Regions from separate parts of the Mus musculus genome. Here regions 1, 2, 4 and 5 are each linked to region 3. A link is a loop called in an ENCODE intact Hi-C map of the cell type or tissue named here. Cell type or tissue: heart. All regions are shown on one strand. Each heading gives the region's core, and the rest is flanking DNA. Links, peaks and the distances in the headings are about the cores only. Region 1 holds the start of Tbc1d2b (TBC1 domain family, member 2B). Region 2 holds the start of Tmed3 (transmembrane p24 trafficking protein 3). Region 3 holds the start of Morf4l1 (mortality factor 4 like 1). Region 4 holds the start of Adamts7 (a disintegrin-like and metallopeptidase (reprolysin type) with thrombospondin type 1 motif, 7). Region 5 overlaps Adamts7 (a disintegrin-like and metallopeptidase (reprolysin type) with thrombospondin type 1 motif, 7).

The links. Hi-C counts contacts between places; a loop is a spot of excess contacts. Peaks named below come from ENCODE experiments on the same cell type or tissue, not always from the same donor. Only the 100,000 strongest peaks of a DNase experiment are listed, where the experiment ranks them.
Region 1: it touches region 3 in a loop (3.0-fold over the local background); 2 of 42 quality-filtered maps call a loop at or near these places.
Region 2: it touches region 3 in a loop (4-fold over the local background); 3 of 42 quality-filtered maps call a loop at or near these places.
Region 4: a loop joins it to region 3, with 2.3 times the contacts of the local background. A loop is called at or near these places in 7 of 42 quality-filtered maps.
Region 5: a loop joins it to region 3, with 8 times the contacts of the local background. A loop is called at or near these places in 3 of 42 quality-filtered maps.

What each region holds. Positions count from the first base shown.
Region 1 is chr9:90,266,232-90,272,152 of GRCm38, reverse strand. It overlaps Tbc1d2b (TBC1 domain family, member 2B), which reads left to right and starts at 1,384. Exons shown (of 13, transcript NM_194334.2): 1 at 1,384-1,801. The coding sequence starts at 1,442. In heart, for the core only: no CTCF peak of the experiment used is centred there; DNase peaks (open chromatin) are centred at 1,362 and 2,702; H3K4me3 peaks cover 2,465 bases; H3K27ac peaks cover 2,346 bases.
Region 2 is chr9:89,704,830-89,710,750 of GRCm38, reverse strand. Tmed3 (transmembrane p24 trafficking protein 3) reads left to right here and starts at 5,708. Exons shown (of 3, transcript NM_025360.2): 1 at 5,708-5,921. The coding sequence starts at 5,826. In heart, for the core only: a CTCF peak has its summit at 3,630; no DNase peak of the experiment used is centred there; H3K4me3 peaks cover 460 bases; H3K27ac peaks cover 482 bases.
Region 3 is chr9:90,111,244-90,117,164 of GRCm38, reverse strand. Morf4l1 (mortality factor 4 like 1) reads left to right here and starts at 2,345. Exons shown (of 12, transcript NM_024431.3): 1 at 2,345-2,629. The coding sequence starts at 2,590. In heart, for the core only: a CTCF peak has its summit at 3,283; DNase peaks (open chromatin) are centred at 2,034, 2,434 and 3,284; H3K4me3 peaks cover 3,711 bases; H3K27ac peaks cover 2,410 bases.
Region 4 is chr9:90,159,248-90,165,168 of GRCm38, reverse strand. Adamts7 (a disintegrin-like and metallopeptidase (reprolysin type) with thrombospondin type 1 motif, 7) reads right to left here and starts at 2,191. Exons shown (of 24, transcript NM_001326351.1): 1 at 1,855-2,191. The coding sequence starts at 1,924. It overlaps 9430062P05Rik (a long non-coding RNA gene), which reads left to right and starts at 4,733. Exons shown (of 2, transcript XR_003948203.1): 1 at 4,733-4,766; 2 at 5,796-5,921. In heart, for the core only: a CTCF peak has its summit at 2,373; DNase peaks (open chromatin) are centred at 1,688, 1,928 and 2,348; H3K4me3 peaks cover 2,264 bases; H3K27ac peaks cover 1,808 bases.
Region 5 is chr9:90,196,251-90,202,171 of GRCm38, reverse strand. Adamts7 (a disintegrin-like and metallopeptidase (reprolysin type) with thrombospondin type 1 motif, 7) reads right to left here. Exons shown (of 24, transcript NM_001326351.1): 23 at 5,010-5,172; 24 at 2,070-2,458. The coding sequence ends at 2,301. Tbc1d2b (TBC1 domain family, member 2B) reads left to right here. Exons shown (of 13, transcript NM_194334.2): 13 at 1-125. Among named protein-coding and RNA genes, the nearest start is that of Adamts7, 36 kb to the right of the region's middle. In heart, for the core only: a CTCF peak has its summit at 3,103; DNase peaks (open chromatin) are centred at 2,361, 3,521, 4,181, 4,681 and 2 weaker places; H3K27ac peaks cover 1,132 bases.

The DNA of each region.
Region 1 (5,921 bases), core at 662-5,661, 150 kb before region 3:
TTTGTACTCATCCTTCCTTCGCCTGGAATGCTGTTCCCCTCCTCAGTCTCTAGTTACCGTTCCCCCTCCCATCTGACGTAGGTCTCTGCTCACTTCTTAAGATCTGCCTCCTCTGACCAACCTACAAAAGTAGCTTACCTTCATCTTCCTTTACAAACTCCATCCTTTTACTATGTTTTGTTTTGTTAAGCACTTAAAAACACCTTGTGAGGTTGTTCTGAGGGTTCAAATAAGTTGATACAGGAAGTACTAGGAAGCTGGGTGGGGCTAGCACATTCCTGTAATCCTACCACTTGGGAGGTGGAGGCAGGAAGATATCCAAGGCTCAGTGCCAGCCCAGGCTATGTGGAGAGAGCTTGTCTCAGTCCTACATTCCCGACACCCTCAAGTAATCACTGGCAAGTGATGTCTTATAGTTAGGGTCTCTATTGCTGTAATAAAGAACCATGACCAAAAGGCAGGAACCTGGAAGCAGGAACTATGGAGGACTGCTCCACACAGCTTGCCCTCTTATGACTCGCCCGTCACTGTTTCCCCAGCCTGCTTTCTTACTTCATCCAGGACCACCTGCTCAGGGGTGGCACGGTCCACAGTGGGCTGGACCCTCCCACATCAATCATCAATCAAGAAAATGCCTCCCAGACTTGCCAGCTTCCCCCCCCCCCCAATTAAAATTCCTTTTTCCCAAAGGACTATAGCTTGGGTCAAGACAACAAAACACTACCAGCACAGTGGTATTTTAAGCAACCATCCTTATTTCCAGGTCATAAGGGCATTTGTGCAGCAAAACAACTTCTATTTGTTTGCCTTTTAAAATGTGTGAATTATTGTTGTGCTTTATTAGAATATAATCTCCATGAGGCTAGGAAGTCACTGCCAAGTCTCCAGTGTGTGAATCCTACACAGAACGCCCTCCATAAATTTTTTTTCATTCAGTGAACAAACCAGGATGTAGAGAGGCAGTACATACTTTGGCTTCCATTCACAAACTCTACAAATATTTACCGAACACCCACTCTGTACCAGGCAACAGGCGCTCTCATTTTCGTAGTATGAGCCTATGACTGGCTGGACACGGATTTTAAAATCAAAGCTTATTCGGAGTTCAGGGCAGTGTTAAGTAGACTTTCCTTAGTTTTTTTTTAGAAACCCACTCGTGGAATCCACGCTCGCATAAAGAAACAGAACTTTTTCTCCCGGGATAGGGCGGACCTTGAATGCCCAAAAAAACAACTAGTAGAGGACGGGTGGAGCTAGCCTGGATCGCTAAAGAACCCAGGCTACCCACGCTGCGGGGGCGCGGCGGGGGCGGGACTACAAGTCCCAGGCTGCTCAGCGCGCCACGGCCCTGCGGAGGGCGCGGCGCGGGGAGGTGGGCGCTGCGGCGGCGGCCCGGAGGAGCGCGGGGCGGGAGCGCGGGCGCGGGCGCCGGCGGCAGGCCATGCCGGGGGCCGGGGACGGCGTGGAGGAGAGCTGCAGTGGTGGTGAGGGAGCGGTACCGGGAACAGGCTCGGAGGCTGGGGCGGTGGCGGGACGGGAGCCCTCGCGGCTGTGCGGCTACCTGCAGAAGCTGTCGGGCAAGGGCCCGTTGCGCGGCTACCGCAGCCGCTGGTTCGTGTTTGACTCGCGCCGCTGCTACCTCTACTACTTCAAGAGTCCCCAGGACGCTCTGCCGCTCGGCCACCTGGACATCGCCGACGCCTGCTTCAGCTACCAGGGCCGCGATGAGGCTGCGGAGCCCGGAGCAGATCCGCCCACACACTTCCAGGTGCACAGCGCCGGTGCAGTCACCGTGCTCAAGGTGGGACGATCGCGCCCCGGTGCCCACTCGTGTCCCGTCAGCAGATTTCCCCCTCCACCTTCCTTCCTTGTCCCAAAGGCCTCCTCCTGTCCTGCCCAAGCCTCTCTTTGCCACTGCCTACTCTGATTCCTTCCTCATTCTTATCTTTTTTTGCCCTTTACCTGTGCTTGGACTATGAGGCTGAGTCAGGGTTGGGGGTTACACAGCTAATCTTTTGACACTTTGACCCATTATCTCCCGATACGCCTTTCCTCGCTTCCCTCCTGTGTCCACGCTCACCATTCCTTGGATGCTGTGGGAGACCCTCCCACAGTTGCAGGCTTCCACCCTCCATCCCTGCCTAATTTATAACTCCTCCTGTGACCTTGGGTCCTCTGAAAGACCCCTCTGTGCTTCAGCTGCCTGCTCTGTAAAGTGGGGACAACAGTATTGGGATTAAGTGGTTTCCACTCTCAAGTGTTTAGTAAATATGGTACATTGAGTGCTATAGCCAGAGGCAAGTGATACCAGGGCCCCGGGAACTAATTTGCCACAGCCCCCTCTAGAGAGGTCGGGGTACTCCAGCAGTGCCCACTCTTGCTTCTTGGAAAAGGTGGGAGGGGTTGCTTCAGCTTATGGGAGGCTTCCTTAGGCTTCCCCAGAGAGATTTGAGTATTGGAGGCTTGGCAATGGTCACCAGTCCCGGGGCAGCATTTCCCTGTTGCTGAGAGTTCTAAAGGCCAGGACCTTGACATCTCCTAGGAATGGTCCTGTTTGGAGCACCCAAGGGCCTGGACCCCTGGCCTAGGGCTGGGCTGCCTCTCACTCTGGGCCTTGCTCCCCGCTTGGTTCCCTGAGTCTCCACCCTCCTTTTTCTGGCTTCTCTTCCGTCTTGCAAGCTGGGCTTTCTCCAGAGCCACAGGGCTGGGCTTGAAGCAGCAGCCCTCTCAAAGCTGGCCAAGTGGAGAGTGGCCTTGTGAGCATGCAACTGTTCCTGAGCTCTGCAGACCGTGCAGCAGCTGGAGCTGTTCCCTGAAGCCCTTTCTCAGAGCTTTGTCGACTCAGCAGAGTCTGACTGGGGGAACAGGGGTGGAGGGGGGGGGGATGCTGTGATGTTCCCCCCCACTAGCAGATGCATAAAATGTTTCTCTAAAGGAAGCCAAGCAGGCCTGCAGTTCAACTTGAGGTAACTCAGTGTCTGTGTAAACTTGGGACTGGCTCCCAGAGCGTCCACAGGGAGCTTTGTCAGAGGCAGATGCTTGCCCTCTGTGTACATGTGGACCCTGGTGAATTTCCGGTGGAATTGCCTGTGAAAAAAAGAAAACTGAGCTTCCTGTTTCAGATTCTCTCAGATAGCTTTAGAACTCTCTCCCTACCAGGTCTTTCATTTTTTAAAAGCATCTAAGCAGCGGCAGCATCTGCCTAAGTGAAGTTACAGTGCTTAATGGACGGCTTTGGACCTGGATAGATTTGAACTTGCAGCCTGAGTCATCAACCATGTGGATTGGACACATTTTATCACTTCTCTGTCTAGTTCCTGCTTTGGTCTAATAGGAATTTCACCCCTCCCCCGCCCCCACCCACCCACCCCCCCCTCCCCCCGCCCTGTGGATGGCAGCAAGGGCTCTAGGAAACATTACGGAAAAAGGCTGGCACGTTGTAAGCACTACCTGGCAGACATCTAAAACAGCAGGCACTGTCTTTGACCGAATATGTGGTATAGTCTGTTGAATTAAATATTAATTGGGGACTACTTAACAATAGTCATTCTGGTCATATAACAGAATGTTATGGGTAATAAACAGGAAATCAGAGTTGTATGTGTCAGTCTGTCTGTCACAAATGTAAAACTGAGCAAGGAATAAGTTACAGAAATGATACCTTTTATGTAAGGATTAAGAAGTTTATATGCAGTATCAACCTTAAGGATCTATGCTGTGCCCTGCAGGGAGTTGGGAAGCTACGTCATAGAGACAAGCCCTGGTTTCAGGGTGGTAGATAACTCTGATAGGAAGATAGGATTATGGAAGGGGATGGATATTCTAGGGCTTCTACTCTGGCTCTGCAAGGCATTTCACCTGAGACTGGGTCATAGCTGCACCAGGGTTGATTGTGTTTTACAACGTATCCTTCCATAGCCCTGGTCAGCCTTGCACTCAGAGTTTCAGTGCCTCTGCCTCCTGAGAGCAAAGATTTAAACTTTTTTTATTTTACATATATGAGTATATGTATATGTCCTGGTTCCTGCACAGGCCAGAGAAGAAACCTGAAAACTGGAGTTAATTACAGTTGTGAGCTGCAGTGTGGGTGCTGGGAATTGAACCTGGGCCCTCTGTAAAAGCAGGTGCTCTTAAGCTATTACACTTCTGGCCCCTGATACTGTTTTGTTTTGCCTTTTTAAGAGGAGGAGGGGGACACGTTCTCATGGGTTACTGACCCACCTGATTTTCATTCAGATTTTCACAGGCTTCATGAATATTCATGCAGACCTTTTTTTTTAAACTTTCTTTTATTTTATGCCTACATTTATGAAAGTGTGCCGTGCCTGTGTGTGTGTGCTGTGCCTGTGGAGACCAGAAGACTTAATCAGATCTGGAAGCAGAGTTACTGACAGTGGTGAAATACCAGGGAATTGCTAGGAACTGAACCCTGGTCCTCTACGAGCGCAGCAAGTGCTCTTAACCCCTGAGCCGTTTCTCCAGCCCTCATGCAAGACGGTTTCCTATGGAAAGTTAGAGTGTTGGTCTGACAGAGGTGGTGGGAATGGGAAAAGGCAGGGCTTTCCTGAAGAGAAGGGCATCTGAGATTCAGGGGCCAGAGTCAGGGTGGCTTTGTTCTCTAAGTGGATTTTACGAGACTGGGAAGAACTGCTTAAGAGGACCTACATTTGATCCCCAGCACCCAAGTGAAAGCTGGGCATGGCATCAATGTACCTATAACCCTGCTGGAGAGAAACAGGGTCCCTGGAGCTGCCTGGCTAACCAGTCTAGTCAACTGAGGGCTCTAGACACAGCAAGAGACCCTATCTCAAAACATCCAACATTAATTAATCTCTCTCTCTCTCTCTCTCATAAGCATAGGGACAGGCACATACATACATACATGCATACATATACACACAAGGAGAACTTCAGGACACAGTAGTTCCTCCTGAGCTGCTAGAGTAAAAAATGTACATTGGAAAAGCGGGAAAGGACCGGTCATCCTCCTTCTCATGTGATCTGATTCCCGTGAGCATGGAAGCTTAACACAAAGGCCAGGAGAGACCGCGGTTTCCAAAGAGCCGGTGAGGGCTTATCCCTGCTCCAGTTCGAGTCTGCATATAACTGCAGGCGCCATTTCTTCTGGAAAGGATGAGTTAAAAAGAGAAGAAAAGCAGTGATTTGCTTATTACGTATCATCATGTGTTTCTTATTTTAAGCATCTTGCAGCCTTCTCCGGAGAAGCTGTGGCTTCATTGGGCTTTTTCAAAATGCCTGACTGCTTAAGTCTTAATGAAAGCTGAGACTGGAATTTCTTGGTAAACTCCTCTATTCTTAAAGTCAGGGATCTGGTCCAGAGCCCTATTTTACAGATGCAGGAAAGGAGGCCTGAGAAGGGGCTAGGATCTGCCTGAGATCACAAGGCTAGACTCAGGCCATCTGAAAGCAGAGTCTCTGGCAACGGGGAGTGTTCAAGTCCCATTATCTGCTTTGGCAAATCTTCTCTCCAGACTTTGGGTTCTGTCTTGTTTTGGACTAGGTAAAGTCTAGTGGCTTTCTGCCTTCACTCAGTCCCTTGTAATGCAGCGAGTACCTAGAACCTTGTCCTGTCTGGTTCTGCTAGCTGGAGGCATTTTAGCTTTAATGTAGAAGCTACTGCAAAGGCCTAGAAGAGGCAGGTGCTTCCTGTGGAGTGTATGCAGGGTGCTAGAGGCTTCTTTTCCAACTTTCCTGGGACCAGAGGCATACCGATATTTCTAGATTTGAACTGGTATTGGGAGTTAAGAAAGCATGTGACTGAATGTGGGCAAAATTAGGACGTCCTTGCCCTAGCTGATCTCTGCAGTCCTTGGAGCAGGATATATCATCATAGTGGCCACAAAAGAGTTTCCTCCGTGTTCTCCCTTTCTTGTAAGCATTTGGTGCTCACGTGGACATGT
Region 2 (5,921 bases), core at 648-5,647, 410 kb after region 3:
ACCAAAAGCCTTGCACATGCGAGGCAACCACTTACCACAGAGATGAATTCCCAAGACTTCAAGCTGCATTTCAGTGAACAAGGTCAAACTCTATTGAACCAATGGGAAAAAATAGAAATGGTCTCACAGAGGAGCTGGGATCAAGAAAGGTAAGTAACCAAATTCATTCCTAAAAACATGTCATAGGGGCCACCTCCCCAAGAAGCACTGCTGACACTGTGGTATACGCTCTCATAACCTCAGGGCTCTTTATGTACTTTATGATTCATAGGCAAAAGCAACCAGTTGGCAGAACCTTTGATCCACACTCATATGTGTTAGGATCAGGGAACAGGGATCGGGAATACCTGCCCCTCTTGGTTCAGCAGTACAAGACAGGATAGTTTCTTCTAATAGAAAGGATGTTTAAGGGGCTGGAGAGATAGCTCAGAAGTTAAAAACACTTATTGCTCTTGTAAAGGACCCAGGTTCTGTTCTCAGTGCCCAATCCAAGGCCCTGTCACCAGGCACACGTATGGTACACATACATGCAGGGAAAACATTCATGCACAGAAAATAGAAATAAATATTTGAAAATATTTAAAAATGCTTTGCAACTCCAAAAAGAATTGTTCTGTAGAAGCTGATAAGTCCTAGGAAAGCAACATTGACACCAACATACCCTGCAATTTAGTTTGCAAACACTTTCTACTTTCTCCGTTTTTAAGAATTATTGCTTATAATTCCATGCTAACACTAAGTTATTGGTGAATTTTCTATCAATATCCATATAGTGGCTACATGGATTTATTTCTTTTTGTTGCTTTACCAGTTGACATTTAAAGAAAATGAATGCATAGTGGATCAGGTGTTCTGACTATATTTTCATAATATTTACTCTTGGTCGATGCTTCCTCCCCAAGTTTTCTTCTCTCTCCCTTGTCTCCCTGCCCACTATTCATGCTTAAACCCTTCCACCTCCAGGATTCCTCTTTCCACTTTTGAATCACATGAGTTCAACTAGAGAACATGGACCCACAGTCACCCTCCCTCAAAACCTCTTTCCCCTATCTCATGAACTCCTTTCTAGTTTCGTGATGTGGCGGGGTTTGAATAGGTATGGCCCTCATAGACTCATGTGTGTGAATGCTTGGCCCATGGGGAGTGGCACTATTAGGAGGTGTGGTATTGCTGGAGTAAGTGTGGCCTTATTGAGGACAAGTGTTACTGTGGGGGTGGGTCTTGAGGTTTTCTATATGCTCAGGCTACTCCCAATACAGCACACAGTCTCCTGATACTTGGATCAAGATATTAGAAAGCATGGCTCTTTTCATTTAATATAATGATTTTCAGATCCATCCATATTTCTTTCTCATCAGTTGCATCTATGGATAAATGCTGATTTTATTTCAGAATCCTAGCAGTATGCTGGAGAGTGCTCCTGCTATGTGGGGTAAGGATGAAATGGCACAGAGAGGTCATCTTACATAGCCTGTTTCGCCTTATTTTACTTTTAAACGTTTATAACTATGAGATCAGAAACAAACACAGAACTATAAAATATTAATGACTAATTCAACAAAAGTTCATAATGTGAATCCCTAAAGCATCCTTGGGTAAGTTTCTGGCTTCTTTCACTTAGTGACACCCCAATTCTGGCTTTTATTTTTCTAATGCCCACCCCTGTCTTTCTTTCCCTTGCCTTATCTTCTTGGTTGTAATTGAATGAAAATCTCAATTGTAATAGTATACTCTTATGTTGTAACCTCAACTTCAAAGGAAAGGAAAGGTTTTGTGTGTGTATGTGTGTGTGTGTGTATGGTGTGCAAATGTATGTGGTATATGCTCACATCATGTACATGTGTGCAAGCTTCTCTGTGTGAGTGAATGCCAGAAGAAAACATTAGTGTCTAGAACTGTCACTGCCCATCTTATTCCTTTGAGAAGGAGTCTTTGACTGACCCTGGAGATGAGGCGGCAGTCAGTAAACCCTATAGATCCTCCTATTTCTGCCCTGGACAGTGATGATGTTACAGGCATGCACATATCCATGCACAGCTATCTTTCTGTGGGTGCTGGGATCTGAAATCAGAACCTCACGCTTGCAAACAAGCATTAATACTCACTGAACTATTTCTCAAGCTCCAAAAAGAAAGATTTAAGTGTTTATCATGAACCATGAAGTTTGGTCCAGTTTTAAAGGATATTAATGGCAATCAGGAAATTATCTATTATTCTAAGGCCACCAAGAGTTTGAACCACGAACAGCTATTGAATTTTCTCATATGCCTTTTCTGCATCTGACACGCGCCTTTAATTCCAGCACTCGGGAGGCAGAGGCAGGCGGATTTCTGAGTTCTAGACCAGCCTGGTCTACGTAGTGAGTTCCAGGACAGCCAGGGCTATACAGAGAAACCCTGTTTTAAAAAAACAAAAAACAAACAAACAAACAAAAAGGATACTTTGTAGCCTAGAACTCAGAAATCTGCCTTCCTCTGCCTTCCCAGTGCTGGAATTAAAGATGTGCACCACCAAAAGAATTTCACACGTCACCTCAGGAATAGGGCAGACAGATGTGGTTTTTGTTTTCTTTCAGATATTCTTAATTTTAGGACTTCTCACATATGATGGAATATAAAAATTCAAAGGCACTTTAGAACTTGTCTAACATTACACTTAGCTCATGAATCATCTCTACAGCATCTTCAGAACATGGCTGTTCACCTGTCTCTGCTCTAGCATATGCAGGGGTAGAAACTGTGCTGCCCATTAACTCTCTTCCCGATAGATACTTCTTATGTTGAACTGAGATACACCTCAGTGTCATTCATGCTTAGCACCCAACTTTTCCACATGGAACACAGAGAACTAATGATCCCAAAGGATTTGTAGAGGCAGTGTGCTTGTTGGGGTTCATATAGCCTTCAGGACCGTGCAGATCTGGGTTCAGCTTCCGGCTTAGCTATTAATGAGACAGGTGAACTTGAGTATTGTAGAAGATTATTCAACAGTCACAAAATGCCTTCCATCCCCAAAGGCTCCCTCTTTACAACAACATCTCACCTTAGGGGTAAAATCTATTTCTCCTTCTTCTTATATCTAGATCAGCGTTGGACTCTATTGGCCAGTAAAATGTATAGAAAGTGATATTGAAAGAATTCAGAAACCTAGCTCTTAGAGAACATTGCTATCTGTGCCTGGGTCCTTTTGGGATATTTCTCTGAGTATGTCACATAATACTGAGTATGTCACATAATAGCCTAGCTTGTACCTGTTTGGCTGGTAGGAAGTCCAGCAATCCTCTGAGAGGGGCGTGAGGATTATAGGAAAGATGGAAAAGAAGACTCATAGACAAAGGTTAGAAATGAGGAGGGCTGTCCAGTCTTGAGTTTAATTCTCTTAGGCTTACAGTATGTCGGGAAACAAAGTCACAAGCCAGCAGAGACAATGGATGATGTACATTTGATATCTGTACCCATCCGGAAGCCTTCCTAATCCTGCTGTTCCTTCCTCCAAGATTAACAGAACATTTAGCCCCTTGCCGTGAAGTTCAAGTATATCCCCTCTTATTGTAGACCCTGGTCTGACTTGACTCTGCCTGACAGGCAGGCTTTCACAGAAGCAGGCAAGATGACTTCCCGCAGTAGCCTCCTAGTGGTGAGAGAATGCCTGGAAGAGAAAAAGGCATTAGAGCCAGTAACCTGTATCTGCCCTAGACATGCCAGTGGGGTTATCTTGCACAGCCCAGCACAGATGGACTCTAGATGAATGTAGCATCATGGGCAAATCCAGGGAAGACTGCCTGACGTTCAACTGTCCAAAACCATGGACTCACAAAACCATGGAGATTATAAATTGAGGCTGGCTCAAGCTGCTGACACACAGAAAAAGTGAACAATGACAAGAGCTACTGAATTAAACATCCCGGGCTCCTTATCAAATAGGAGCAAACTTATTTTTTTTAAAGACATGGCTACTAGTGAATATTAATTAATATAAACTATGTTGAGCTGGTTACTCAATTAATATAAATTATGTTGAGTTGAATAGTGAGATGACAGTGTGTCTGGTACATTGTTAGTGCCCGCACACTTTTAAAGCTTTCATTTCCTATTGGTTTTTAGCTTCCATGCTAAGTCCTGCTATTTATTTATTTTCCCTTGGGCATTCTCTGTTTGAGTCAGCTTCCTGGCAATGTCTATGCTGGCTTCCTCCTAATCACATTCCTTTGACTAGTGCCCCAAACGGAAAATAGCTCTCCTAAAACAATACAATAGGTACCACCTGATCACTGTCTGCTAAGGCAATAATTTATTTTTTTAAAACTCAGGCATTTTCTCTTGTCTTATATGTAGTTTGATGCTGATTCCAATTCTGCCTGCTCCAACTTAAAGAGCTGTGAAACCAGGCCTCTTCTTTTGAACCACTGCAGATTCCCCCTCCCTCCCCCACCCTCCCAACCCCCATCCCCACCACCTGGAACTTAAATGTAGCGCTTCATCTTTAACTTGTGGGAACTTCAGTTTTGTTTTGTTTTGTTTTGTTTTGTTTTTCTTCACTTGATTTTCCAGTTAGATGATTATAACTTTCACATCTTCAAATACTCTTCATTAAAAATGTTAAGAGTTGGAGGAGAGATGGCTCACTGGTTAAGAATACTTCTAGAGGACCCCAGTTTGGGTCCCAAAAGCCTTATCAAATGAGTGACAACTGCCTGCAATTCTAGCTCCAGGGGATCCAAAGCCTCTGGCCTCTTTGGAGACCTGCATTCATATATACATACTCATATACACACATGTGCATACACATAATTGAAAATAAGAAATATAAGTCAATGTTAAATAGGACAAGCAGGGAAGGAGCCCCAAGGCACACAGCTCAACACCTCTTTCACATCTAATCTAGCACAGAGATAGTACATTTTATTAATAATTATATTATGGGTGCTGCTTTCATGCACATTAGCTCCTTGATACAGGATCCAGTATGGCCAGTGGTAGTGTATGCCAATTTTATCTATGTGGTAGTATATATGAGTAGTGAAATTCTTTGTTAAAATTAAGATTCACCATATCTAATAATGTTCTACTGACAGTAAGTGTTTATGTATCAGCAAATATTATAACATGTAATGTCTCTTTGTTTATGGACTATGGTGAACATAAAATCATATATATCCTTCTTAGGGCAGTTGTCATGAATAAGACAATAAATCAACTTGTCTTTCAACACTTTTAGAAGTTAAAGGGGATGGCAGATTCTCTCTGAAAAAATTTTCAATGTGACCCGAATGCGAAAACATAATTGAAATCCTTTAGATGCTTTTATTTCCAGAAGGGAGTCTGTGTGCAAGAAAACCTGTTTTCCCCCAGTGTAGCCATGGGGTTTACTTTGTTGAACACTTCTTCACCTTAGGTAGGAGGGGGGAGTGGAGGATCCGTCGCCTCCCTTCCCTGCGGTTCCTTTCTAGTCCATCGAGTCCTCCTAACTACTGAATGTGTTCATTACGTCCGGGATTTCTCCGGAGACGTGGCAGACACTAAGTGACAGCAAGTCAGAAACAGACTAGAAGCCCAACGGTTTCCGAGTTGAAGGGACGCACTGAGAAGTACCCGAGTCCAAGAGCCGCATCAAATACAATAGCGCCTAAACTCAGTGATGCGCTTGCGCAGCGGGCGGAAAGGTTCCCCGCCCACCTCTCTGGTGTGCGGCTGCGCGCGGAGTGGCCGCCACCCGGAACCGCTGTGCTGAGCTCGCGCCACGTCTCTTCAGGGGGCCCCTCCCCTCTCCCTGCTGTCCCTGCTGTCGCTGCGCGGGAGCCTAGAGAGGACTAGGCCCGGAGCATCATGGTCCACGAGGCTCCGCACGCTTCATCCTTCCAGATGCTGCTACAGCTGCTGCTTCTGCTCCTGCTCCGGGCCGAGCCACTGCGGAGCGCTGAG
Region 3 (5,921 bases), core at 436-5,435:
TTAAAAAGAGGGAGGGGCGTGCACAGCTGGAACTGGAGTTTCCCTGAGGTGCCCTGTGAGTGATGGGAATTGAACCCAGGCCCTGAACTAGTGCTCTTGATTAGCCATCTCTTCAGTCCTCATAATGAAATCTTTTTTTAAAAGATTTATTTATTATTTATTTTTATATGTAAGTACACTGTAGCTGTCTCCAGACACACCAGGAGAAGGCGTCAGATGTCATTAAGGATGGTAGTGAGCCACCATGTGGTTGCTGAGATTTGAATTCCGGACCTTTGGAAGAGCAGTCAGTGCTCTTAACCACTGAGCCATCTCTCCAGCCCATAATGAAATCTTTCTAAACGACCATAAACATATTTTTGTTGAGCTGACTCCACGGATAAAAGGACCAGTTGCTAAGGTTAATGGCCTCAGTTCTATACCCAGAACCCAGATGATAGGAGTGAACTGACTCTTGCAAGTTGTCTTCTGACCTCCAACAGCTGCATAACACACAATAAATAAATTTTAAAATTTGTTATTAAGGTATAATGTAGATATGGTAAAGATTATTAATTTATGTGTATGTTTGGACATGCCCCAAAATTCACGTAATCATAAAAGATCTAAAAACCAAGATTCCTTAGTGCCCTTTTTTTTTTCTTCTTGTACTTAACAGGACTTTATTGGTTCAACAATGAACAGCAAAGGAAACATTAACTATCACTCTGGGGGCGACATCATGGAGACATCAAAGTTACCCGTGGAAAAGTACCTCTTTCATATTTATCTCCCTCTACCCACCCTGGACATCCAATTGAACGCTGTCCTGATTTTTTCTTTTTTTTCTTTTTGGTTTTTCGAGACAGGGTTTCTCTGTGTAGTCCTGGCTGTCCTGGAACTCACTCTGTAGACCAGGCTGGCCTCAAACTCAGAAATCTGCCTGCCTCTCAAGTGATGGGATTAAAGGCATGTGCCACCACTGCCTGGCTGCTGTCCTGATTTTGAATCAATGATGAAAATGTTCACTCTTATACCTAGCTTCTTCTGCACAACATACTTCTGTTGATTTAAAATCAGAGAGTGGAAATAACATGTGTGGCAAGGATGTGGGAAAACAGGTATCCTCAACTTGCTGGTTGAAATGTAACCTGAGAAAACTTTTCACAAAGTAGTTTAAAGTACATCAGAACCAGGTTTGGTGGTGCATACCTCTAAATCCAGCACTTGGGAGGCAGAGGCAGGTAAATGTTTGAGTTTTGGCTAGCCTGGTCTACAGAGCTAGTTCCAGGACAGCCAGGGCTACACAGAGAAACTTGGTCTCAAAAAAAAAAAAAAAAAAAAAAATAACTGAAAAAAAAATAGAGACAGAGTTTCAGGAGCTAGACACTGTGAGTTCATGGTCCTCTCAGTCTATATAGCCAGTTCCAGGCAAGCCAGGGTTAAATATATTTAGTAAGACTCTGTTGAAAAGAGAAAAGGCTTTGACATAAAGGTTTGCCTAGGATAATTAGGTAGCTACAAAGTGTGGAAGGGCTTCAAATATCAGGGTGACTGTTTTCTGACTTATCTCCCTAATTAACAGCTCTGATCCTTTGTGTGCAATTCATGTAATTTAGTGGGTACAGGGGTACAGTGTTATTTCACAGCAGAGTACATTAAGGAGTTTTTGAACATAGGAACAATGTGAAGAGAGGTTTTGTTGTTGTTGTGGGTTGGGTTTTTTTTTTTTTGAGTATACATCCAATACTACCCCAAAGAAATAAGATGGCAAAAGATGGTACAAAGGGGTTAAGTATGGAACCTTGACTTTGACAGCAATCCAGGTTTGCCCCCTTTAGTGAGACTAAGTACTTCAAGAGTCAGAAGCTGCAATCTACAAATAGTCATGGGAACCGGACCCCCACCCCCTCCCAACCCCCAACTCCCTCAAACAGGGCATGGCTTTCTAGACACCGAAGCTTCTGGAGAGGATCACCTTCTCACTCGCATCTAGCTTCATTTCTGGCTTCCAGCGCTCTCCTAGGCCAAGTCCTGGTGATGCCGTGGAACTCAGGCTGCAGAGACAGTCCTGTCCTCAGGCCACTTCAACACCCCACCACATTTACCTGGCTTCATTTCCTATCTAAGCATCTGCCCCCCTTGAGTTTTTCCCATCCTTTCGTCACTAGCTAGTGATTTACTTATTCCTTCCTCTTTGTCACCTACAGAAAATAAAAATCTGGGTTTTAACAAGCCTCTGGGGTCTGGATACTTAGAGGGCTGGGGTTGGGGACAGGGGCGGTGGTGGATCGCGGGCGTGGGGGGGGGGCAATTGTCTCCCACTCCCCTCCCCCACCCTGCTGGCGTCATCCGAGGTCGAACTACCAATCCCGGCATGCCTCTGGGCGGCACGGGCGCAGGCTTGTGTGCGTAGCGGTTAGCCGTTGGCTGAGGCGGCGGCTGCGCGGGTCGCGGTGCTGTGAGGTCAGGCGGCGCTGGCAAATCGCGCCCAGGATGTAGAGCTGGCTGTGGCCGACGGCGCGTCTGACGCTGAGTTGGGTGGGGTAGAGAGTAGGGGGCGGTAGTCGGGGGTGGTGGGAGAAGGAGGAGGCGGCGAATCACTTATAAATGGCGCCCAAGCAGGACCCTAAGCCGAAATTCCAGGAGGGTGAGTGTGCCGCTTTGGGGAGAGGCATCTAACGGTGCACGGGAGAGAGGCTGACTCAGGGCGCTGGAGGTTTGGGGGTCGGGGTCGGCGGGGCTTGCGGCCGGGGGAAACCGTGCAGGCCTTGCTTTGTAAGGGGGAAAGGCGCACTGCGGAGGGTAATCTCAGTGCGTCATCCGCGACAGTGCTCGGTGGCGCGAAAGCGAGCCCCCGGCCACGGCCAGGGCCGAGGGCATCTCCGTGCGTGTGGCAGAGCCTCGGCGCTTGTTTGTTTGTTTTTCCGAGAGCGGAGAAAGTCTATTGAAGGGAGGTGCCCGGCGGGCGGGTGAGCGATGGCGACGGCGACGGTTGGGAGGTGATGTGGCGTGGGGGAGGGGAGCAGCGGCAGCGCATCCTCCCCGCTTAGCTCTCGGCCGCGGGCCGCGCGGGCGACTGTGGGCCGAAGGTTCGAGGCTGTTGGACAAACGAGCGGCTCTGTCTCGGCGTTGTGTGGAGTTCTGCTGTTGGGAGGACAGGGGATGGGGGGTGGGCTGTGCGCCCCGCGGCGGGAGAACTGCGTTGTAAGATGGCCGCGGCAAGATGGCCGCGCCATCATGGCTGCCGGCGTCTCGCAGCTTACACGCAGCTTCGGGCCAGATGCAGCGCCCCCTGGCACGGCGATCACGCGCAGACCAGTTCCTCCTCTTGCCTCTGAGTGATGGGTGGGGACAGAAAAAAAAATAAAACTGGAGCCGCCCGAGCGAGTTCCTAGGCTTGCTGTTGCCTGAGGGCATCGTTTTGCTGTTTTTGGAGCTGTGCGCCAGGGCCCTTTAAGTACTCTGTGCTCTGCCGAGCGGTTCTCGTGGAAACAGTTTTTAGTTCCTCCTTAGGGCGTTTCCATCTTGAGATGCATGGCCTCTTTGTCATTTTTAAATACAGTAGTTGCTTGACTGGTTGTAGTAGTATTCGATTTTAATGGCGATTTGAAAGCTAACGCTTATTAGTTGGCTTTGACTGAGAACGTTGCTGATGAACGGTTACTGCTAATGGAAAGCAGTTACTCGGTTCTCACAACTCATCTGTCGAGGTGATTTACTGATATACTAAAGGAAATAAAACTATAAGCATAAAAAGGAACACTTTAAACTTGTTACTGCCAGATACGGCCGTCTGTGTTTATCATCATACATGCTGGGTCCAGGCGCTTGCGTAACTCCTGTTCTAGGATGTTTAACCAGTAAAGTGCCAGACTTTTAAAAGTCTCAAGTTCCAAATCGAAACGTTTTAATTAATCGATGTACAAGGACAGGCGGATCTCTGAGTTTGAGGCCATTCTGGTCTACTTAGAGCTTTTCAGGACATCCAGAACTATACAGAGAAACTCTTGTGTGTGTATGGGGAACGGGGTGTTGCTCTATACCCAGTGGAGGTTCAGGGAGTGTGGAGACCTGCGCAGGTGGATGGATCTCTGTTAGCTCATTGTCCAGTCAGCCCATGGGTGAGCTACAGCTAAAGTAATCGACCATCTCAAAAACTAGTGTGAAGAGTTAGCTACTATGGAAGACACTGAGCTGGCTGGTCCTCACTTGTAGATAGTGTAAGATGGTGTACACTGTAGTTTTGCCAACTCTGCGAAACAGTTGGTTTCCTTTGTAATTTGATGTTTTATGTAGCAGAGCATGCCAAGAGGCCCATAGATTTCTGATTGTCAGAGCACAAAAGCTTAAATCCTTGGTTGATGTTAGAAACTAGAAATCAAGAATGGTTGATAATAACCCAGAGAACATCTAGAAAGGAAACAGTGTTGATGGGATTATTTTGAAATCTTGGTAGAATTTTGATAGTGAAAGGTGGTAACTTTCCATTTTGTTGATGTTTGTGTTGCATTATTTTATGTGTGTGAGTATCCTCAGAAGCCAGAAGGCGGCATTGGATTTCCAGGAACTGGGCCTGCTGGGAATAGAAATGCTTCTCAGTTCCTTGTGTGTGTGTGTGTGTGGTGGTGGTGGTGGTGGTGGTGGTGGTGGTGTGTTCTTAAAAAATTCATCAGCCCAGGGCAAGATTTTTGTCATTTGAGAGTAGAGTGGATCTGAGGATGGAGAACTGCCTTCTTAATTTGTCCTTTCCACTTGTTAGACTGATGTACATCAGTTAGTTAGTTGTGTGTGTGTGTAAATTTTCATTATTCAAAGAGCCTTACTTAGTGTAGTTTTTAGCTGAAGCAGCCAATTTTAAAAAGGTATTTCAGATTAGTTTAAAAGATAACCTGGAGTGAAATCAGTAATCACAGATCTGAGCTTAGTGCTTCTGTTTAATAGTAGCATGTTCTACCCATTTATTTGGGTCTTAGCTTTGGACTGTTGGAAAAGAAAGTCTGGTCAATTATCCATCTTTATTCAATGTGGGCTTAGGTTTAGTGATGCTTTCAACAGTTGAGTGGTACAGAATTTTATAGAGCCATGATGTTAAAGTTACTGGACCTTATTCTAGAATTCTAACAGTAAAGGTCTCTGGTGAAGCTTATGAAAAAAATAGCTTAAAAATCACTCGAGTCTAAGGATGAGTTTGAAGAATGCTCCCATGGCATGCACAGATCATTAGATACAGAGTCGTTAGATATGGTGGTAGGAATCCAGAAGGTGGTCAGGATCAGCATCTCCCTTCTACTTTCACATGTTTGTTCTGTGTTCCACCGGTGGCGAACAACATGTATCACTACTTTTACACACTTGTTCCTGCTGTTTGGATCCTGCTTTGTGAACACTCACAAGGAGTTCTTTACTGCTTACTGGGAAGTAAGAGCACAGAAAAGGATCCAAACATTTGATTGCCTATGCATCCCTTAGTAATGTGAAATGCCTAGCACACAACAGAGCCAGCAAACAGATGCTTTAAGGGCACATTTTAAGAGTGAGGAAAGGGTCTCACCATGTATAGTCTTGGGTATAGAACAGACCGGCCTTGAACTGGAGATCTACCAGCCTCTCCTCCTGAGCGCTGGGATTAAAGTTGTATGCCACCATGGCAGGCCCATAATATATATTTTTATATTTTATAATGTAATTTTTTTTTGTTTGTTTTTTTGTTTTTTGAGACAGGGTTTTTCTCTGTGTAGCCCTGGCTGTCCTGGAACTCACTCTGTAGACCAGGCTGGCCTTGAACTCAGAAATCCACCTGCCTCTGCCTCCCGAGTGCTGGGATTAAAGGTGTGTGCCACCATGCCCGGCCTATGATGTAATTTTTAATGTGGTAGTTTTTCCAGCATTAGACTAGATTAAATTTTATAGTCACATACTTGTTTGGATACTTAAGTGAA
Region 4 (5,921 bases), core at 250-5,249, 48 kb before region 3:
GGTGACAACTCCCACTTCAGAGCTTCTGCCAGAGAAATGCCAACATTGTACTAACCTTCACCTCACTTCACTAAATTACAATCCAGCCCTTCAAATGACCTGCAGAAGTACATAGACTCAGGGCTCACAGAGCAATGCAGAGGAAAATACAATGGGGGGCGGCGGGGGGGGACCAGCTGGGCAACCCAGGAGACCTTGAGAAAAAAAATTAGTCCTAATTCTCCTAAAACCTGAGCCAAGACCGTGCTCTTTGATGCTCCATTCAGTAGCAAGAGCCCATGCTCAGAAAAAAAAAAAAAAAAAAAAAAAAAAAAAAAGTCCACATCCTCGGAGTCAGAAATTCTGAGACCAGAAACAGGAGGGCCCCATATTACATATCTAGAGGGATTACAGAGACACATGCTCCACACTGGTGGGCAGCAGAGTCTAGATTAGTGAAGAGAGGGTGACTGGCCTGCTGGCACCCCAGGCAACAAATCCAAATAGCAGGACTCATCAAAGACTCATCAAAGAAATCCTATGGCGTTTGTCTAACAGAGTAATAAAGATAATGGCCACTACTTGGCAGTTACTACCCAGTAATAAGCAACTGATCTTCAGTATTTCGGACCTCTTAAAAAACCCTAAAAGGTGGACCTCCCCTGACCACACACACCTTCCAAGGGCCCAGGAGCAAGGGATGTTTCTGCTTTCTCTTTCCACTGCCCCCCTCTGACAGTTCACGCTAATCTTTTAACCTGTTTCCATACCCATAGAAGAACTTTTTATACATGTTGGTTGCCTTGCAGTTCTGATAACAGATTTTGAGAAATAAGAATGTGTTAAGGCTAGGTCCCAGCAGGTACTCACACACTCACACACCCAGACTTCTCGAATGTTACTGTTAGATTAATCCCAAAATGCTGTTCTCCTCGGTGCTTTAAATGTCCCTGGCATCCAGGCCCACAGCTACAGTATCTTGACCAGGATGGCAAATGGCCTAATCAGGCTCAGGGCAGATCTTCCTTGAGGTCACCCCTGCCCCATGCATATTGGTCCAACTCACTCAAGAGTTCATTCATCCCTCCAGTCCCGTCACCCCTGTCATACCCTTGAATCCCTCACCTGCAGATACATAACCAGCCCCCATTTGGCCTGGAGCGTGCTAAACACGGGCTCTGGGGTCTTCCACATCCCTGACTCTCACAGTCCCAGGCCCGCTGCTCCGGACTCTCCAGAAGCGCGCTACAACGCAGGTCGCGGCCAAACAAGAGCCTGGATGCTGGCCAGAGGCTCGTCGGAGGCCGGCCGGCCAGGCGGGGCTGGGAGAGTTAACCCAGGGCGGAGGAAGAAGCTCAGGCTCCCCCATTCCCCTCCCTTGAACACTTGGGGGAGGGGGAAACAGGAAATGCAAAGGCGATGGGGACTCGGACCCCCACGTCCGCCTAGCTGGGAGGAGAGGCGGCGGACCCCGGTAGACCTGCGACCTGGCGCGGTCCCCAGCAGCGTCCTGGCTAGTTTGCTTTCCAGGAGAGTCACCCCGAAGGAGTGTGTAAGAAGCCGTCTCGCGCGAATCGTCCAGCCCACTCGGAGGAGCGCTCTCCTGGGAAAGATGCACTCAGCGCAGCACGCGCGGCAGGGAAGCCGAAGCCCGAAGAGAGTGCAAGCTCACTCCAGTGGCAAGTCCCGGATGCCAGCTGAGTGGACAACTGAAGGATGGCTCCCGGTAGGTGCAGCTTCTCTCAGCTGCCAACACGACCCCAGCTGATCCCTAGTCTCAGAGTAAGCCGGTCCTGCGCGGGGTGCACAGAGAAGCGGCTGGGATTGCAGAAAGGGTGGCAGGGTCAGACGGGTCCCAGAGGCTCAGCCACCCACCTGATGCAGGTCCGAGGACGCGGGACGCCAGAGCGCACAGGATCAGGAGGAGACTCGGACCACGGTGCATGGCCCGGACGGGGTGGCCGCAGGACGACCCCTGTGCACTCCTTCGTCTACGCCGTTGCGTCCCAGCCGGGCCTGGGTCCGACTCAGGACATGCCTGGCTTTAAACTCTTCCCAAGGTCCGGGTCCTGACTCTAGCCGCCGGGCAGCTGCACTCGCTCCTCCGGCAACAAAGACTGCAAGGCCCGCCCCCTCAGCCAGCTGCCGAGGCAAAGAAAGAGAGCGAGAAGCCCAGGAAAAAAAAAAGAAAGAAAGAAAGAAAGAAAGAAAAGGAAGGAGGGAGGGCGGGAGGGGGAGCAGGGCGCCCACCCCCGCCCCGCCCGGCGGGCTCCTGCCCCCGCCCCCACCGGTCTCGCCCCGCCCCCGCCAGGCCTCAGCGCCCTGCGGGCGGGCCACCTCTTGCAGAGCACGGTCCCCACCCTACCAACTCAGGCTCCGGACCGCCCGCAGGGCTACAGACGTCCCCCTGGCGGTGGTGCGCGCCCAGGCCGTCTGTATCCTCCGAGATCTACCCCCCCCCCCGTCCCCTCCCAAAAAAAATCTGGAGTTCTGCAGTTTCTTGTCACTATCTATGCTTCAAGAGACATTCTTGGGTATGCGTCCCAGGCAAAGAATGCCTGCCCTTCAGAGAAAGAAACCTGGAAACCCCCAAGGAACGGAGATGGCACAGCAAGGAGGCACGATCCGGGGGATTCTAGATTTGTGTCCAAAGTCAACCTAGGAGAAAGACTTGGGCCCTTCTAGACTGGGCAGCAGTTCGCTGATTCCTTGCCTCCAGATGCTTTCAGATGTCTGTTTTCCCTGGACTCGGCACAGCGTTCTGCCAACAGCCTAGAGACTCTGGTGGGCCAAGACAGTGGCTACAGACTTTCAGAAGGGACCCTGGTAGCCTGAAAGCCAGCCAACCTTGCTTCATATTCCTAAAAATCTTCTGTCCTTGGTGGCCCTAATCCACATCCCCTTTAGCCTATACTTCCAGGAGCAGACTCAGGAGAACATGCACGCGGGCGCGCGCGGGCGCGCACACACACACACACACACACACACACACACACACACACACACACACACACACACCTTCACTGAGCCTGGTTCTACCCTGACAGTGATGTACTTGTACAATCCTTCTTCTCCCCCTTGGCCACTCTTTGTGCCCACCAAGGTACACAGGGACCCATACGGCTCATTGGCAGTTTCATGGTGTTTCTCCTACCAGAGAGCTCACTTGTATCTCTCTGCTGTCCGGCTCTCTTAGCTCTAGGGAGATGTGTGTAATGCATCGACATCTGCTCTCCTCACAGTCATCCTCAATGTCTCCATCTTAGTTCTTTTAGGTCTTGGTACCACCTGAGGCTGTGACATCCCCTGCAGCGGAGATTGTTGTTGGTTTATTTCGTTTTGTGTCCTCTAGTCCCTTGTCATCTTTCTTCTCTTTACCCTTTGACCTCTTCGGGCTCCATCTTCCCTCTCCCCCCCCACCCCCCCACCTCTGACAGTGGCAGGAACAACAAAGGCTATCCCATCTTCCTGAACATCTCCCACCCAGTGCAAAGGTACGGAAAGCTGGCACCTACTTTCTCTTTCTGAATATGCAGAGCAAACACTTTGCACTGTTGGAAAATGATCTCACCAGGACTCTGCAACCCTCTCCCTCCGTCTTCCCAAAAGGATTCAGTTCCAATATTTTCTTCTGTCCATGGTTTCCATGAGCTACTAACCCTCAGTCTAAAACATTCTATCCCTAGTAGACACTGATGTACCCCCTGTGGCTACGCATCCCTTGTAACTCCTACTTGTCCCTCTGCCCTCTTCTCAAGCTTCTCCAGAGGGTTGTTCATAGCAGTTGCCTCCTCCTCAGTCCCTCATCTACCCTCATACAAGCCTCAAAGCCAGAAATCTTTAGATTGATCGGCCACTGCATCCTGGACATGTCCTCTTCTTAGCAAGCTGCTCAGTCCATAAGTCCATAAGTGCTAGGTTTTGCTGCAGGACCAAGGGATGCAGCTGTAAAAAAAAAAAAAAAAATCAATGAGTCCAGACTCTGAATGAAGTCACATAACAAGCACATAGGAAAATGTTGAAATGGAACCAGCCACCACGAAGCACACTGAGGAAAATAAACAGCTTGAAAACAGAGATCTATTTTCTATGTGATGGTCACAGAAAGCTGCCACGATTACATATCCATTTGATCTGTGAACAACAATGACCAGACAGAAACAACTGCATGAAAGAAAGAAAGAAAGAAAGAAAGAAAGAAAGAAAGAAAGAAAGAAAGAAAGAAAGGAAGGAAGGAAGGAAGGAAGAAAGAAAGGAAGAAAGAAAGAAAGAAAGAAAAAAGGTGGGCACATACTTGTCAAATTTTCAGGCCTAGCTTTTATATCACTTCTTCCAGAAAGTCTTTGCAATGCCTCGTCAGGGTTCCAGAATACCCTTTCATGGCCCTAATCACACAAACCAGCCATTGCCTGGTATGGGTCTGCCAGTCCCACCACTGTGAACTACTAAGGCTGGCTTTTATTGGTCTTTATGAACCTCACACCCAGCACAGCATAGCCTTTCCTGGCCAACATAACCTGTTTCCCTTATTTCTTTAGTCAGTCTCCAAGGCCAAGCAACAGACTAGAGGCTTGGGGGAAATGCCACACTGATGTTTCTATTTTCTTTTTATTTATTATTTATTTATCTGGATGTTTTGTCTACGTGTATGTCTGTGCATCAGCAGGGTGCCTGGTGCCCAGAGTGGCCAGAAGGAAGTCAGAACCCTTGGAACCGGAGTTACAGACGATTATGAGCCACCATGTGGTTGCTGGGAATTGAACCTGGGACCTCTCGAATAGCAGCCAGTGAGTGCTCTTAACCACTAAACCATTTCTCCAGTTCCTAAAATTTGTATTTTCAAAGTCCACAGCTATCAACATCTCCCTCCTGTTTCTATCCATGTCCCAGATCCTGGTCTATATTCTGTCCACATACACTGAGTACCCTCCCTGTAAACCTCTTTGGAAACTAGACTGAACACAGTGGTGTTAGTGGCTTTTTAACAATTGTGTTACAATTTTCCTCTTACCCAGTTAGCTAGCAAATAGTTGAGACTGGACCATTTTATTTAACAAGCTTTAAAGGCACAACAACTGAGCAGTATTAGTCTATTTTAATCCTCTAAGCTAACTCGCTATCTCCCAGCCAGAATCCCAGAGATGCTTGCATTTTATGGCTTTCTCTGCAGGAGCTTCTTTCTCACGGTATCTCCCGGACTTTCTCGATGTGGTGCCTACCTTCGACCCCCAGCCCAGTAACTGAAGCCCTGCCTACTTCTATTCTCCCCAGTAATTGAATGTAGCCACTTTTATTCAGCCAATAGCTTTACATTGGAAGTGAGGTTTATACAACAAAGCCGGTGTAATTGAGAATTTGCTTGCCTGGAGACAACCAGATCTTGGGGTTCAGAACTTAGCCTTTGTATACACAGCACCAGATGAATCCCCAACACATCCCCCTTTTGCCTAAATGGAAAGCTTCTTTCTTCTACACTAATAAATGACATATAACAAATATGAAACAACTATGAAAACTATTAAGTAGGAATTACATTTACAATGTCCAGTCTGTCTGGTAAGTTTTTGGTAAAGTATTCTAAAATCTATCCTATCTTGGTAAGTTTTGAATTCTGTACCTAAATAATTTTCTATATAACTTGGATATGCCTATGTACCTGTATATAACTAACATATATTATATAACTATATAGCTAATAACTTGTACTACTAATTAAAATATAGGTTATTAATAACTAATAACCCATATAACCAACAACTTGTATTACTAACCTAAAAACATCTTCTTAGATCTAAAAACATCCTTTTGAATCCTAGACAACATAAGCTTAACTGTGAGACTACAGCTATCTAGTCTTCAACCCCATCAGCGACTTGAGAAGGAATCAATATTACCTGAGGATGCAGGAAGTTCAGGCAAGCAGCTTCCAAAACTATAGAAAT
Region 5 (5,921 bases), core at 337-5,336, 85 kb before region 3:
ACTTGAGGGCACACTGCCAAATGACTGTCCTTTCATATCACAGCAGCTTCCCTGCTCATCCTTGAGTTAAATGTAGACTTGTAAAGGAAGAAATAAACTAATTTTTATTACATTCTGCCTCAAAAGGTAGGTGTAGTCATTTGTGACAGAAGCCTCTACGTGGTCTTGTGGTATGGGGTGTACATGAGGGCCTTCTCCAGTTTGCCAGCCTCATGATTCTTATGTGTCTTCTCTTGGTTCCACTGGAATGGGAGACAGGGTGCCCTTCTTGACACTGGTAGGCCTCAGTTGCCCTGAGTACCATGGGTGAACTATGGGCAGAGGCTGAAGTCATAAGTGAAATGCTGCCTGTTTCCAGACAGTTTACCCACCCCACACCTCCCCCCTTGGGAGATAGGCACCCTTTTGCACCAGCTGTGCATGCCCAGCCTGAGTCACGGCTTGTTTGCCTCCTGTCTGTGTGGACAGCTCAGGCCCAGCTGCCACGAGGGACTCCCCCAGACATCTCTGGAAAAAACCAAGAATGATTAGGACCAAATGTCTTTCCGACGGTGGGAGGGGGGGGTGGGAGGGGAGTTCAACCAGGGCTCTTCAGTGTAGGCCTAGACCTATTACACTGCTGCTGGTCTTTGGGAGACAGATTTATTCAGCAAGGCCAGGGGAGCTCCTAAGGCCACACAGCATTACTACAGTAATGGCAGAGGCCAGAGCTGGGTCACGGACCCTAGGGCTCCGCCACAGTGCCAGCCCCTGCTGTGTACGAGTCTTGGGCAAGGAAATGGCTCTGCTCCCATCTTTGTGAGGAGTTGCCATGGGAGTGGATTAGGCAAGGTTATAGGAAGCCATTACTCAGAGTGGATCCCTGGGGCCTCTTTGGGCCCACGGGGCTGTTGCAGGCACAAGTAAGCAACAAATCCAATAAGCTTCTCCACCCACAGCATGGTAGTGCCTGGACGCACACAAGCCACCAGGGACTTGCTCTCCTGAGTGACCTGATAGACTGCCTGACTTTGACCGAGCCATGTACCGGGAGCCCAGAATAGGAGGTAGGGGTTCAAGGTTTAAGAGCTATACTGAGCCTGTACCTCCTAGGTATGTACTCCTGGGCCAGTCCCTTCCCTCCACTGTGACCTTCTCACCTGTTTGACTTCAGGATGAGATGGCAGGAGCATATGGAACCCAGAGCTGGGTGAACATCTTGACCCCTGAGAGCGCCAACCCCCACTCCAGTCTCCCCACTCCTAGGTAGAGCAAGTCACAGGACAGGCGTAACACTGACTGGGTCCACCCCCCTGATGCCCTTTCATAGTCTCAGGGAGCGACTTCCAGTGTGCCCATGTTCTCAGTGGCCGAGTGCCTTCATGCTTCCACGTGCACCTCACTCTGGCAAATAAAATGGGACAGGTGCCCCCCTGGAACCTCAGGGCCTCAAACTTGGAGGAGGACCCATAATGCCATCCAGAAGACTCCTGAAGATGGCTCACAGCCAGAAGGAAAGGGCAGTCAGGGGCCTAGCCTGGGAGGAAGGCTTAGTTATTAATACCCTATCACTAACCAGGATCCTCTTCAAAGTACCTGCATGCCCAGCCGCTCTCAAGTAGCACATCTGAGCCTTACCTACTATCATGCCCCAGGTAGTCCCCATGGGAGACAGGACAGCTTGATGCATGAGTACACCTGCCTCTATTTCTGTGAAACACAGGTCTCTGAGGACCTTCATGGAAGATAGCAGGCAGAGGTGAAGAATGATCAGGGACATTGAACAGGACTCCCTGGATCTCTTGCCAACCTGTACCTCCTGCAAAGACCTTCCTGCTCATACCATGTAACCCTCTGGGGATACCGCTTCCCTAGAAGCCACCTCCACCGCCTTCAAGACCTTGCGTGTCTACATTAGGCTGCTTTTCATGGCCTCTGTGCTGGTTATGCTGATTTGCCCCCAAAGAAACAGAGAAGCTGCTGACTGCTCTGACTTCCAACAGGGGACAGGGTAGTAGCCATTTGACAAGAGGTGGGTAGGGCGGGGTCACATTGGAGAGTCTCCAGATCCAAAGACAAGGCCAAACCACTCTGAAAGGGTAGATACTCATTTATGTAAAATAATAACAAATGTGCAAACTGTTAGAATAAAAAAATACCTTTTCTGAAAGGAAAGGGGGTCCCCAGCCTGCCACCGTGCAGGGGTGGGGTTAGCACCGTTAGGGCACGAGGAGCAGGGGGCTCCACCGCAGCCTGTGGTGGGGCACTGAGGTCTGTGTGTCAAGGGTCAGTCTGTGCATTCTAATGGTGCCTTCCTCGGTTTACCGTCTGGCTACCCGCTGATGGCCTCGGGAAGGGACACCACGACTGAGTGGGGGACATGAACGGCAGCACTGAGCGCGGATGGTGGGCAGCTGGCAGCGGCCCAGCAGGCGCAGCGTCTCACAGAAATTGAAGGACAGGCGATCCCGCTCACAACCTGGGATGGGAAGGGAAGAGAGGAGAGGAGGTGCAGTGGTCAGAATCAGTGGGCATGGCCTCCAGAACCACACTTTGTCACCCCGTGATTCAACTGAAAAGCCCCTTTCCCTATTGCCTTAGGAAGAATAGCAACCAACAAGAAACTGGGTTTCTGAAGGATAGCCCCAGAATCAGAACCCCAGGTCCCCAGCTCTTGTCCCTGCCTCACCTGCCCTTGAACTACTGACAGTGTTGGGACTTAGCTTTCTGGAAGAAAAGTTCAAAGACCCCATCCTTTACCACCTCAGAAGATACCCAAGAGCCTACTGGCAGCGATGTAAACCTCTCGGCCCCATCTTTCTCCCTGCTCACCCCTGGTACTGGACAGGATCAGGCCCACCACTTGTCAGTGTGTCAGACACTGTTAATATGCATCCACTCTACAGTCTGCCACCTCCATTGGTCCCACATGCCTTTGCTGTCATCACTGCCCCACCCCCATACACACACACACCCTCCCAGTCTCCTGTGGACCATGTTCACCCTGAACCTTTGTGTGGCAGGACAGCCTATTTTGTTGGGTGGTGAAGCCCAGAAAGTTGGACTTGGCCAAGGCCACAGAGATCATCAGTAGGAACCAAAGCCTGGGTCAGGCCCCTGGTGGCAGGGCACAGGGAAGGGAGAGTCGTCAGCCCTAGTTGTCACAATCTGAGGCCTGGCTGGCTCTCCCGGGAAGACTATTTTGGAAAGTGGCTTGCGTCCAGACCCTTGGCCTTCCTCCCAGTGCTACTGCTTTGCTGTTGCTGCTGCTGAAGCCACAGCTGCCCAGACCCCTGCTTACTTCTGCAGATTCCCTAGGGAGGAAGCACAGGAGGGCAGCTGTGGGCCCTGGTCTGGGACATCCCCAGGTGCAGCGGAGGGAACAAGACAGCAGACAAGCCCCTCCACCCTATCCTTTCGGCAGCAACTCCAAACTGACACACTAGTTCCCCTGGGTGACCTCCAGCAGACCTAAGCACTGAGTGAAGGTTTCCTCTTGATAACAGCCCCCACCTCCCTGGGGAAGGTCACATGACCCGGCATGTGAGCTGCCTTGCCACGGTGATCACACACCCTGGAGTTTCCAGGATTTCCAAATGTCCTGTTGAACAATCCCACAAACCATCAAAACATCCTGGAAGCTCCAGGAACTTGCGATCCTAGAGTCTTCCCTGATTGGCTCCCTTTACTTGAGAGGGGGAGGGTGCTGGGAAGGCGGGTAGGGGCACAGGGAGGCCCTTCACATGGATAGGCTTTGGGTCCCTGCTAAGCCCACCCTTCCCATTCCTCTTGGAGACCTTGCAAACCCACAGCCTCCTGAGCCACGCTATTTCGGATAGAGCCTGAATTCCTGCCCTCTCCCTATCTGCACCACCTGGGACCATAGCTACCGTATTCTCTGCCAACCCTGAGCTTGACGAGAGAAACAGAAGAGAGCCATAGACATTATCAGCCCCAAAGGCAAGCACTGTGGTATAGCACCCAGCTTAGCTGTGCTGAGTGTCTGTGGGAAAAATGGAAGGAGATGATGAGAGAGAAACAGGCAGGGATGGCTTAACATCTCCCCGGCATGAGGCAATGGGATTCAGAGCAGAATGGCAGAGCAGAAGTTGCTCTGGTCCTGAGCCAGTACCACCAGGAACCAGCTGCTGGTAGTGAAGGCTGTGCAGAGCAGGGAGAAGCAGATCGGGGCTGACGCCCAGCCATAAACTGTCCTGGGGACAGGTGCATAGAACCAGTAGGTAAATGCCAAGCAAGCTCTTAGGTTCCCTCAGGTGTCAAGGGGTGGCCTCAGACTCCCCATGCCTTTGCAATGGAAGACAGTAATGGCTGCCAAAAATGGGAGGGAGGGGGTAAAGCGGCCTAGCCTTCACGGGCAATACTGAGCCTTTCACCGGTAGACCCCACTAATACAAGAATAAGGATTGACCATCCCTTTATGCATGAGGAAATGACAATCCAGATAGAGAAACAGAGCCCGAGACAGGTACCCAGGTGTGACTCAAGGGCCACACAGTTTCCTGTGTTCGGCACTGCTGGGGACAGCTGGAGCTTCAGGAAGGAGGTGATTTCCAGAGCTACCTCTGGCTCAGACCTTTCCTCCATAATGGCCCAGCTGGCCAGGAAACACAGCAGAAGCAACACCACCCTGGGAAAGAGTCCTTCCTGTGGCCCACTGCCACCTCTGGACAGTTATCCTCCTAGGAATAGGCAGTGCCCACAGCCCAAGGACATCTCCCTTCACTGTGGGGACTAAGACCCCAAGGGAGAAAAGCTTGCCACTGCTGGAGTCAGGAGGCTCCTTCCACTTCCCGAGGCTACCAAAGCTGCCTACAGGATGCTTGAATCTTTGGGATTCCCCTTGGCTGAGTCCCAGTTTAGGACCTTGGCACCCTGTGGCCTCCCAGTGACGGTGACCATGGGGTTTGAGCCAACTGTAAACAACAGCAGCTGTTCTAGGACCGACGATTCTCTAGTTCCTAGCCATCCTCCCCTTATCCCACCATCCCTAAGAGTAAGGAGACACTCACGTGGGGGTTCAACCAGTTCACAGTCCTCAGTGGCACATGGCCGTGAGCTCTCAGGCCACGCCTCATGGCTACACAGGTCACTGTCTTCCTCTGCCAAGCCGGTCTGAGTGTTCACACATCTGACCAGACGCCGCTGAACACCACCACCGCAGGGGGCTGAGCACTGCATAGGAGAGAGGAGAGAACGTCTCCAGGACCAGCCATCACAGTCGGGGACTGCCCATCACTGGACAGTACCACCCTCTCCAGGAAGCCATCCCTGACTAGAGCCTAGTGCTGACCTCCCCACTGTCACTGGGGGTATCTGTTCTTGCAATGAGGGCAAGATACAAGTAAGAGGAGATGCGAAACACACACAGGATGCCTGCACAGAGAAGGCAGACCCTGAGATGAGGCACCATGGTACCCATGAGACACAGAAGGTGTGGCTACCAGCAGAGAGAGAAAGCGTGTCTCAGGTGTGGTCCCCACCCTGAGTCAGCCTGTTCTCAGGTTTAATCTCTGCTGGCACAATACAGGCTCTGCCGTTCAGATTTGTCCACTCCTCGCTCCATGCTGCCCCCAATTTAAAGATGAAGGGGGAAAAAACAGCCCAGCAAGGCAAAGCACCTGCCCAGAGTCATTCAGCAGCCAGTGGGTCAAGCACCCAATGAGCTTCTTGAACCAGTCAGCACCCAGTAGGCTCAGCAGCAAGCTGCCCTGCCCTGCCCTGCCCTGCCCTGCCCTGTGGGGCCTCTCTACTCCCTTCTGCCAGAGCGGTCTTTGCTCCATTCCCTGAACACCCCGTCATTCCTGCCTCAGGCTCGGCACTTGCTGTTCTCTTTATCCCTCACTTTAGCATCACTGACGCCTTTAGATGTCAACCCAAAGTCCTCTCCTCAGAGGACTTTCCCCGCATGGCCACTTTTCCTC